2 separate regions of the Mus musculus genome follow, and region 1 is linked to region 2. The links are chromatin contacts, found by Hi-C or POLR2A ChIA-PET in ENCODE. All regions are on one chromosome and are shown on one strand. The core of a region is the stretch at or near the end of the contact, and the rest is flanking DNA. Distances in the headings are between cores, read along the strand shown.

Region 1 (4,995 bases), core at 1,035-3,534, 43 kb after region 2:
CTTCATGAGAACAACTGTTCTTACCACTGAAAGAACATCTCCAGCTCTAGCCTGCTTTTTTTTTTTTTTTTTTTAATTTAAGATAGAGATTCCTCTGTGTTGCCTAGGTTTGTCTTAAATTCCTGTGTGCAAGAGTGATTTTTTTTCCTGCCTCATTCTCCTGAGTAATGGGATCTACAAATGATGTGTTACTATACTAGGTTAGGGTGCCCTCTGAATGCTGTCTGTTGGACAGATGGATGGTTAGGCTGTGCTGAATCTGTTTAACAGGTCAGGAAAACCAGACTGTTTCTGACAGAGGCCAATAGGGTTTCAGTGTACCGGGAGACCCTGTCCACACCCAACTCTGTCAACAACCTTTCTCTTCTCTATTTTGTAATTGAGGTCAGAGTCCTAACTCTTCATTTGCCTGTGCCCCATTTAAAACATGTAAGACATGATAATGTGGGAAGACTGGAACTTGGAGTTGTGAATTTACCTTTCCACAAGCTTGGCTGTAGGGTTGCTTGCAGAGAGGCAATTCCCTTGGTAATATGGTGCAGTGGTGGGGGGGGTCACATCTAGGTTTTTTGGATTGTAATGGCAAGATTTGAATCCTGGAAAACTTTTAAGAGTTGGCTAGACTGGGCCGTGGTGGTGCACATCTAATCCCAGCACTCAGGAGACAGATCTCTGAGTTCAAGGTCAACCTGCTCTAAAAAGTGAGTTCCAGAACAGCCAGGACTACACAGAGAAATCCTGTTTTGAAAAACCAAACCAACAACCTCTCCCCTCCTCCCATACCCCCCCAAAAAGAGCCAGTCTGCTCAAGAGAAGACCCATCTCCACTGTGTTGCTTTGCTTTTTTGTTTTTGATTTGAGATAGTTTCATGTAACCCAGGCTAGACTTGAATTATGTAGCAGCTTTGAAAGAAATGATACATATTATGAGACTGAAGTCAGGAGAGCAGTTTCTGCTTCTTTTGTTGCTGAAATGTATCATTTGTTCCTTCTTCATTCATTCATTCATTCATTCAGTCTTCACAAGTATGCTGTCAGTGCCTCCAGCCAGCATGCTGGATACTGCTTCGCCGCCACTCAACATACATTCAGGGACACATAGCTGTTTGTAGTCTCAGGTCTACCTAGCTTACAGCCTGGACTGGCCCCTACATTGAGTACCTCAGTAAGGTGTTCCCCTGTCACCATACACAGCTCAGTTCCCAGCAGCCTGAGGTTTTGGGTTTGTGCCAGGCCTTTATGGGCGGTGCTAGTGGAGATCTTAATTAATACTGGTTAATTACCAGGTGGTGCTTAACAATCCCAATACCCTTCAGGTTCCCAAGCTCACGAGTTGCTGGCTGGTTCCGGCAGGGAGAGGGAGAACAGTATTCTCGCTGGCTCTTTGGCCAGCACCTAGGCTGGATATTCCAGAAAGGTCTGTAACTTCTTTTGTTCAAGTTTGGTGACAGGAGGAAACAAGTTGAGGAACAGCAGGTGCCTCTCTAGTTCACCTCTGCCCTCTTCCCAAAGGCAAAAGACAACACGGTCTGTGGTCTGCTCAACTTCACCAAGTAGTGTGGCCCAGGGTTGAGTGGGGAGGAAGGAGGACTCTAAGTCTAGGCCTGAAGACCAAGATGGAAGTGTCCAAAAGGAGGAACAAGCCCCGAGGTCTGTCCAGCTCCTGGCATTATTCTGCTTTCTTACTGCCCACAATCGGCTGAGCGAGCTCTTTCAGGGTTATTTCTCTGCTTGAGGCTCACAAGTGACTATCTCACTGAAACTTTTACTTCCTACAAAGCCTTCCCCCTTTGACATCTCACGACGTCATATTAGACTCCTTAGGACCTCAGGCAGTCAGGCACGCATCGTTCTACCTGTCAGTCAAGGTGGTTCTTCTGACTTGACTAGGTCTTTGTTCCTGTTGTACAGGACTTTCCTCCAGATCGTTCTCTGGGCAAACCTGCTCAGTACTTTAGGCTTAGCATTAATGTCGTTCCCTAGAGTAAGCCCTCTGGCCCTCCACTAGAGCAGGGGTCAAGGTGAGGTGGTCCTGTGTCACTTCAGTGACCCTGGCACTCCTTTAAGAGGCTCGCAGCATGCTCCGAAAGCATGAGTGAAAGGTTTTTGTGACCAGGCGAGACGCACTAACCAGCCCGCCTCGCAGCCGGGCCACTCTTTCCTCATCTCCGGGGCCTCCCGCACCTTGACCATGGGCTGCTCCGAGAGCGGGAGGCTCAGCGGCGCACGCGCACTCTGGGCCAGCTCCTGGCCGGGGACGCGCACGCCCGCGGCCGCGTGCGTCACAACCCGGGCGCCTGCCGCGCCCGTCCAGCTTGCCTGCCCGGCGGTCCCCGCGGCGGCGGCGGCGCGGCGGCGGCAGCGGCGGCGGCTGCGGCCGGGTGACAACAGCAGCGGCGCCAGGCTGGCTTGCTAGCGGAAGGGTCGCGCGGCCCGCACAACAAACTCAGACCCGGCCAGAATAAGGCGCGACGCGAGGAAGGCCGAGACGGGCCGCGCGGGAGACCGCGGGCGCGGAGTGACAGGCCGGCGTGAGGGAGCGCGCAGGTTGCAGCCGCCGGCCGCCCGGACCCGCCGGGCCCCTCGGACGTCGCAGGCATGAGCCACATCCAGATCCCCGCGGGGCTCACGGAGCTGCTGCAGGGCTACACCGTGGAGGTGCTTCGGCAGCAGCCGCCCGACCTCGTCGACTTCGCGGTGGAGTACTTCACACGCCTGCGCGAGGCCCGCCGCCAGGAATCAGACACGTTCATCGTCTCCCCGACGACCTTTCACACGCAGGAGTCCAGCGCAGTCCCCGTCATCGAGGAGGACGGGGAGAGTGACTCGGACTCGGAAGATGCCGATCTGGAAGGTAGGCGGGCGGGGCAAGGCCGAGGTGCGATGTGGGCACCGAGTGAAGGGTTCAGGGAGGGACCCGAGGGCCGACCAGGGGTGCCCTGGGCTCGGCTCCCGGCCTTACCCTGGGCCGAGACCCGAGAGCTCTCCAGCCCAGCTGCTTGGGTTCCCCGGCGTGTGAGCATTCCAAATTGAGCTCCGCGGTTCTCTGAGCCCGAGCGTTCACGGAGAGTGATTTGTCAGATTCTGCCTTGAATGAAGCGTGCGCGTTCTTTGGTCCGCGTGGTGGCGCGGAGCTTGAGTCGGTCCCGCCAGAAGCTGCTCTGCCTCTTTGCCTTAGACCCCATAGCCTGCTTGCTTTCCGAAGACAAGAGCACCAGCACCCGGCAGCTCGCCCCGAATAAACCGGATGATCATTTCATTTGCAAAGAATTCCGTTTTGGAAGAGTTATTGCTGAAAACTGTTGGAGACGAGGCCGATCGCCTTGATTAAGCAGGAACTCAGTAGGTAGTTCAAGCTGACCTCGAACTTGGGGTCAACTATCTACCTCTGCCTCAATGAAAACCTTATAAGCATACACATAAGAGGAACGATGAGCTGAGCCCCTCCCTAAATGCTGTCACTCACATTCAGTAGCTGAACCTCCTCCCCCAATACTGCCTGCCGCTCACATTCAACAGTTATCAATATTTTCACTATTGTTTTACCTATATATATATTTCCTCTCTCCCTTTGCTCAAGTATGTAAAGGAAATTTCAGTTATGCCATTTTATTCGTGTCCAGTTAATTATGCGTTCCTCCTTCTCTTCCTCCTCCTCCTCCTCCAAGTTTCGATATGGTTAAAACAATTGAATCAAACTGGCGAGCATAATCAATACCTCGATTCCAGTGTTGATTGCAGGGAAGTATACAAGTAACATTCTACTCATTTGATTTAAGTAAGACTGTCAAAGAGCAATTTTATTTCCTCGGTTGCTTCCACTTATGCTTTATTAACATAATAGAGTTAGCCTGCTTTAATTGTTTTAATTTTAATTAATCCCCCCCCCCTTTTTTTTGAGACAAAGTCTCACTGTGTAGCCTTGGATGATGTAGACCAAATTGGCTTTGACCTCATGAGATCTGCCTGCCTCTGCCTCCTGAGTAGTGCTGGGATTAAAAATGGGCAATCTATGCCCAACACCGGCAGATTTATTTTTCTTTATGTGTTTGTCTATCTGCCTCATGTATATGCATACTATATTAGGCAGCTCTCAGGCCAAAAGAGGATACAGATGGTTGAAAGCCACCATGTAGGTGCTGGGAATTAAAACAGCATTCCTTAGAAGAGCAGCCTGTGGCTTTAAGCACTGAGCCATCTCACTAGCCCTTTTATTTTCTGTTCCAGCGCTGAGCCTCCCTTCAGAGTATTAATGAGCGCAGGACTCCCACTTGGAATAATAAACTCTGGAGTTGGATGACAGCGATGGCTATCTTTTTGTCAGCTTTGCTGTGTTGCAAGGTTGTTTGCAGACTCCTGGCTCCTGCCTGCAAGTGTTCTTCCCTCTTTAACTTTTCTTTGGTTGCCTTCTGCTTTTGGTTGGATTTTGTACTTGCAACTGTTCCTTATTTGGCTATGCTACATTGTATCAGCGGTTAGTGGTCATTTGGAGGTTTCTACTTTGTGGGTAGAGGGAATGTGCTGCTCTAGACTCTGGGACAGGGTTACTTTGTAGGTGTGTGTTTCCATTATTCTTGAATCTATACCCAGAAATACTAAGCCCTCCCTCCCCCTTTTTTTTCCTTATAGATAGGGTTTGAGAACTGAGCTCAGGCCTGAACTTTGTATTCTTCTGCCTCAGCTTCCCCAGTGCTGAGATTGAAGATGTGCATCACCACTCCAGCCCAGGCTCCTCTTTTTCTTCTTTTTAAAGATGTATTTATTTTATGTATATGAGTACACTTGCTGGGAATTGAACTCAATACCGCTGGAAGAGCAGTCAGTGCTCTTAACCACTGAGCCATCTTTCTAGCCCTCTTTTTTTTTTTTTTTTTTTTTTGACAGGGCTTCTCTGTGTAGCACTGTCTGTCCTGGAACTCACTACTTCCTGAGTGCTTGGGTTACAAAGTGTGGGGCATCAGATCTGGTTTTCCTCTTTAGGTTAGTCTTATGGGT
Region 2 (5,120 bases), core at 261-2,760:
TCAAAAAAAAAAAAAAAAAAAGTGGGAGACACTGTCTCAAAATAAAGCACGCAAGAAAACTGAATCCTGACTTTGTTCAAAGGGCCAATGTGTTATTTTCTTAATGTCAAAGTATTCAAGATGTTAAATATGACTATCTCAGAGAGAAATGGTACAAAATTAGTACTTTTTCCAAGAGTTAAAGTCATCTTCAAAAAAACCTGCCACTCATTTTGAGCTGGTTTCCAAGACATGGCCACATACAAAAGGATAAAGACCTTTTAGTTTGAAGTTGACAGGAACACAAAAAAATTGGCTAGTCGCACAGATGTTTAACTCCAGTTGTAACACTTGGCCCTCAGTAGTCATTTATTAACTACATTTCGAAGAAAACTTCTTGGCTGAAAAATATGAATCAGCAACTTGTTTAAAAACTCAGCAGCATCCCGGGCGTGGTAGTGCAAGCCTTCAATGCCAGCACTTGAGAGGCAGAAGCAGGTGAGTTCGAGTTCGGCCCAGTCTACACAGTGAGTTCCTTGACAGCCATGACTATGTAGACACTGTCTAAAAACAACCAACTCGACACCGCATCTGTCCTAATAATGGCAGGTAGCCGCCGATTACATGGAGTTATTGAAAGTTAGTTTACTTTTAAAAAGTCAAATGTAGTTTCTCAGATATACTAACTACATACATGTCAACACGAAAGCCGTGTGTGGCTTAATGGCTACCATACTGAACAGCAAAGGTCTAGAACGTGTTCGTCGCCGACAGAAAGTTCTACGAGACAGAGTAACAAACAGAAGAACTAAGGCGAGCTCGTCCGAGAACACCACCGCCTCTCTTGAGGCTAGACCAGTGGCGTCGGGCGTGACCGGTCGCACGTCTCTGCGAGGCGCCCCGGTCTTCGCGCGGACACGGAACCCACGCGCGGGGAGGCCCTTTCCCAGGACGGGCGTTAACAAACAGTGCGGCTGGCGCTGCCAAAGCTCCCAACCACCAGAGAAACGGGGAGCCTCCGAGGCGGTGCGTTCGCCTGGAGCGCCCAGAAGGGCAGGCCCGAGCGCACCCGAGCCTCGCGGGCCAGAGGCCCTGGCCTCCGACCTCTCGGGGAGCTAAAGAGCCAACGAGGAAGAGGAACCCAGGAGAGACGCCAGGCACCCGCCGGCGCGGGCTGTCGCCTCCGGGAGTGCCTATCAGTCGGCGGGGAACGTCGGGACCTGGGACGGCCCGGCCTCGCAAGCGGCGGCGAAGGCGGAGCCCGGACCGCGCCGGCGAAACGCGCGGGGATCCCCCCCCTCCCGGCGGCCAGTCAAGAGTAAACAAGGCCTCGACTCCCGCCGCGCACTTACCGGGAGCCGCGACCTCGCGGCCGCAGAGCCCAGGCCGGCCGGACCAGGTCAAGCCAGACCAAACCAGGCTGACGGAGGCGTAGCGGCAGCGGAGGCAGCCGGCGGACGCGGCTCAGGCCCGCGCAGCTTCCTCCGGCAGAGCCGTCCCCCGCAGCTCCGGAAGTGTTCTGCGCCGCGCGTCACTTCCGGTAGGGGTCGACCTGCGGTCGCCCTGGAGGCTCCCAGGCTTCTGACGACTGCGTAGTCGGTTGGAATCGCTTCCTCACCATCCTCTAGCGAGAGCCCCTGGGAGGAACTACTGAGCGTTCGCTTTTGAAGGAATGATGTAGGAATTTGTTTCCTGCGTTATAGCCTACCAGTGTCTTTATTCGATAGTTAGTTTTAGGTTTTCTTGCGTGTATTTTGTGTGTGTCGCACGGCTCGCGTGCAGAAGAGGTCAGAGGACAATTTTCCGGGAGCAGTTTTTCTCCTTCCACCATGTGGGTTTCGAGGATCAAACACTTGTCAGGCGTGGCAGTAAGCGCTTTTTACCCACTGAGCCATCAGACCCTTAGATGAGGTATTTTTAGCTTTTTTTTTTTTTTTTTCCCCTGACCAGACGTCTACCCACTTCACTGTTTATACTCTGACGAACAGCGTGAGAAGACATTCTGGCAACACTGGAGTAGGTTAAAAAGATCATAGTTTCCGGGCAACTATGGTTTGACATGAGCCATACTCGGAATTTCTACGTACGTTAGGAGGAAGTTCTGGCCCATGAGCAATCAGACTTTAGTTTCTCATGACACTATCCCCCTAGCCACCCACTTCTCCGACTTCCACTCACCTTCACGACGGGTATTTTTTGTTTGGTGTGGTTATATTTAGAAGCAACTCACTATATAGCCAAGGCTGGTTTGCCTTGCTAGATTACCAGACCCAGAGATTCATACATCGTAAGTGTTTCGCTGCACAACTTCTACCCACGATATAGACTGCATTAGGACTCCAGTCACCAAGTTCTGGTCACCAAGCCTTGTTGTGGACTGATAGGAGGCTCGCTCAAGTAGCAACTCCATCGAGATGTTAATTACTGGAGTGAAGCCAGAGGCACTGTGAGGTAAATCAATGTTCGTGCAAATCTGTAGATAACCTAGTTCTACCTTTTCTGGAGTGTATGTATTGGTATTCAAGACACCCGGAAAAGTGAGGCAGAAAGAAAAAAGACCGTGTAATAGCCTCTTTTATGTAATTCTTGGAAAAAATATAACTGAAGAGACTTGGGAGTTGGCTGGGCCATTAAGAGCTCTTGCTGTTCTCTCCAGAAACCTGAGGTCCTTGCCCACTATTGATAATGTCCAGGGGATCCGAAGCCCTCTTTGAACCTCTTCCGGCACACACATACTTGTAAACAGAAAATTAAAAAAAAAATTTTTTTTTCTTTTTTGAGAAAAGTTCTCACTATATATCCCTGGATAACCTGAAGCTCTGTACAGACCTAAAACTTACAAACTCACATGTGTGCAGCCACACAATCTACTTAAAATATCTACAAATTTGGGTCATGAATCAAAATCAGGGGTAATCAAATGTTGAAAGTCGCTAGAACAAGAATAGCACTTGGGGTGCAAAGGCTAGGGGAATCATTGAAAGTTCCAGGCCTCGGGAGGCAGAGGCAGGTGGATTTCTGAGTTCAAGGCCAGCCTGGTCTACAGAATGAGTTCCAGGACAGCCAGGACTGCACAGAGAAAAAAAAAAAAAAAAAAAAAGAAAGTAAGTTCCAGGCCAACCTGGTCTACATACTAAGTGCCAGGCTGCCCAACAAGGCAGCCAGAGGTACATGATCAGTAATTATCTTTAACAACAACAAAAAAAGTAGCTGGGCAGTGGTGACACACGCCTTTAATCCCAGCACTTGGGAGACAGAGGCAGGCAGATTTCTGAGTTTGAGGCCAGCCTGGTCTACAGAGTGAGTTCTAGGACATCCAGGGCTATACAGAGAAACCCTGTCTCAAAAAACAAAAAACAAAAAAACAAAACAAAAAAACTGTGCCACTTGCTTTTACAGAGAAGATTCACGTCAATTGATAAAATGTCTTCATTAAATTGGCCTGTAACGAAGACATTTTCTTGATTAATGATTGATGTAGGAGGATCCAGCCCACTATCAACAGTGCCATCTCTGGATGGGTGGTCCTGGCAGTAAAAGATTGGAAACTAAAGCTAGGCAGTGGTGGCACATGCCTTTAATCCTAGCACTTAGGAGGTAGATAGAGCTCTGAGTTCCAGCAAGACCATCCTGGTCTGTGAATCAAGTTCCAGGACAGCCAGGGCTACACAGAGAGACTATATCTTGAGAGAAAGAGAGAGAGAGAGAGAGAGAGAGAGAGAGAGCGCTCAAGCAAGTGAGAGCGAGCAGGCTGAGCAATCCATGGGATCAAACTAGTGAGCCATGCTCTTCCCTTATCCCTGCTTAGGTTTCTGCCTCAAGTTCTTGCCCTAATTTCCTTCTATGAGGGACTATAAGCTAAAAGATGAGATAAATTTTTTCCTCTTCAAATTGCTTTTTGTCATAGCCTTTATCACAGCAATAGAACACAAATCTGGACAAGCCGTGAACTTGGGTACTTGAGTTGACAAAACATATGCATATCACGATGGTCCCTGTGAAGGATCCAAATCATATTTCCTGAAAACTAGTTTCCAGTGATGACTTTGAGTTACTGGTAACAGACCCACTGCAGTGAGTACTAGAGAGGAACGGTCCGTCTGTAGAAGTATTTTACCTGCAAACTACAGAATGTGGGTGCTCACTTATCAAGTCCCATTTTGTATGAGAGACCTCATGGAACCTTGGGTTTTGGTTTGGAGTCCCGGGACCAATTCCAACCCCGTTTCACTGTAGGTACTGTGGGACAGTTGTCCTCAGGATTCCAGTACCTCCCACGTACACGCACTGGATGGTGACTAAGAGCACTTCCACTCTTTCCAGAGGACCCGAGTTCAGTTCCTAACATCCACATGTAAGTTCAGGACTGCCTTTTTCTAGCCTCCACAGGCTCAAGTGCAAATGTGGTACACATATACTCACAGAGGCTCACACACATACACATATTTTCAAAAGTTTAGATTCACCCTCAAGCTCCAGTACGGCAACATAAAATGGCTCACCTACAACCTCCTGAGCTTACATGTGCCATACCATAGGTACATATGGCTTTCCAGTGTCCAAGGTTTGAACCAACATCATGAAGTTCATCCCAATTTGTGGCATGGTACTACACCTTAAACCTGGACAAGATACCCAAAAAGCTGAGTGAGGGCCATGAGACATCAGCTGAGACATCACTACAAGAAAACACATCTTCATTGTTCTGCAGAGATCTGCTCAAAATGGTGGGTCACTACCTAGTGATTGTTATATATGTGATAATAACAGGAAAAGCATGTTAATAGTAATCTTTCCAAAAATGATTTTCTCCTGGGCCTTGCCTATAGGAGCAAATCTGTCATGGATTATTTTAATCTGAGGCAAACCATGTCTGAAAGATTACCTGCTAGTTATTAGCTTGTCCTATGGTGGCCCCTGACGTGTGTGTGTGTGTGTGTGTGTGTGTGTGTGTGTGTATTTGGATCTCTCTGAGTTCAAGGCCAGCCTGGTTTATAAAGCAACTTCCAGCACAACCAGGGCTACACAGAGAAACACTGTCTCAATTCATGTACATATTTATATACAATGTATACAATGGGTAGAAGATATGGGTAGGAGATATGGGTAGGCTCAGCACTTAAAAGCATTTACTACTTTTA

The links. Hi-C counts contacts between places; a loop is a spot of excess contacts on that map. ChIA-PET counts read pairs that join two places held with the same protein, here RNA polymerase II (POLR2A).
Region 1: a loop to region 2 is called in a map of heart, with 2.0 times the contacts of the local background. The contact joins the promoter of Prkar2a here to the promoter of Arih2 in region 2. A Hi-C loop is called at or near these places in 2 of 37 maps with a recorded cell type or tissue (gastrocnemius and heart). POLR2A ChIA-PET finds 5 or more read pairs at or near these places in 2 of 5 experiments (Patski and embryonic stem cell).

Annotation. Positions count from the first base shown.
Region 1 is chr9:108,689,859-108,694,853 of GRCm38, forward strand. Prkar2a (protein kinase, cAMP dependent regulatory, type II alpha) reads left to right here and starts at 2,285. Exons shown (of 11, transcript NM_008924.3): 1 at 2,285-2,854. The coding sequence starts at 2,599.
Region 2 is chr9:108,647,898-108,653,017 of GRCm38, forward strand. It overlaps Arih2 (ariadne RBR E3 ubiquitin protein ligase 2), which reads right to left and starts at 1,511. Exons shown (of 16, transcript NM_011790.5): 1 at 1,332-1,511.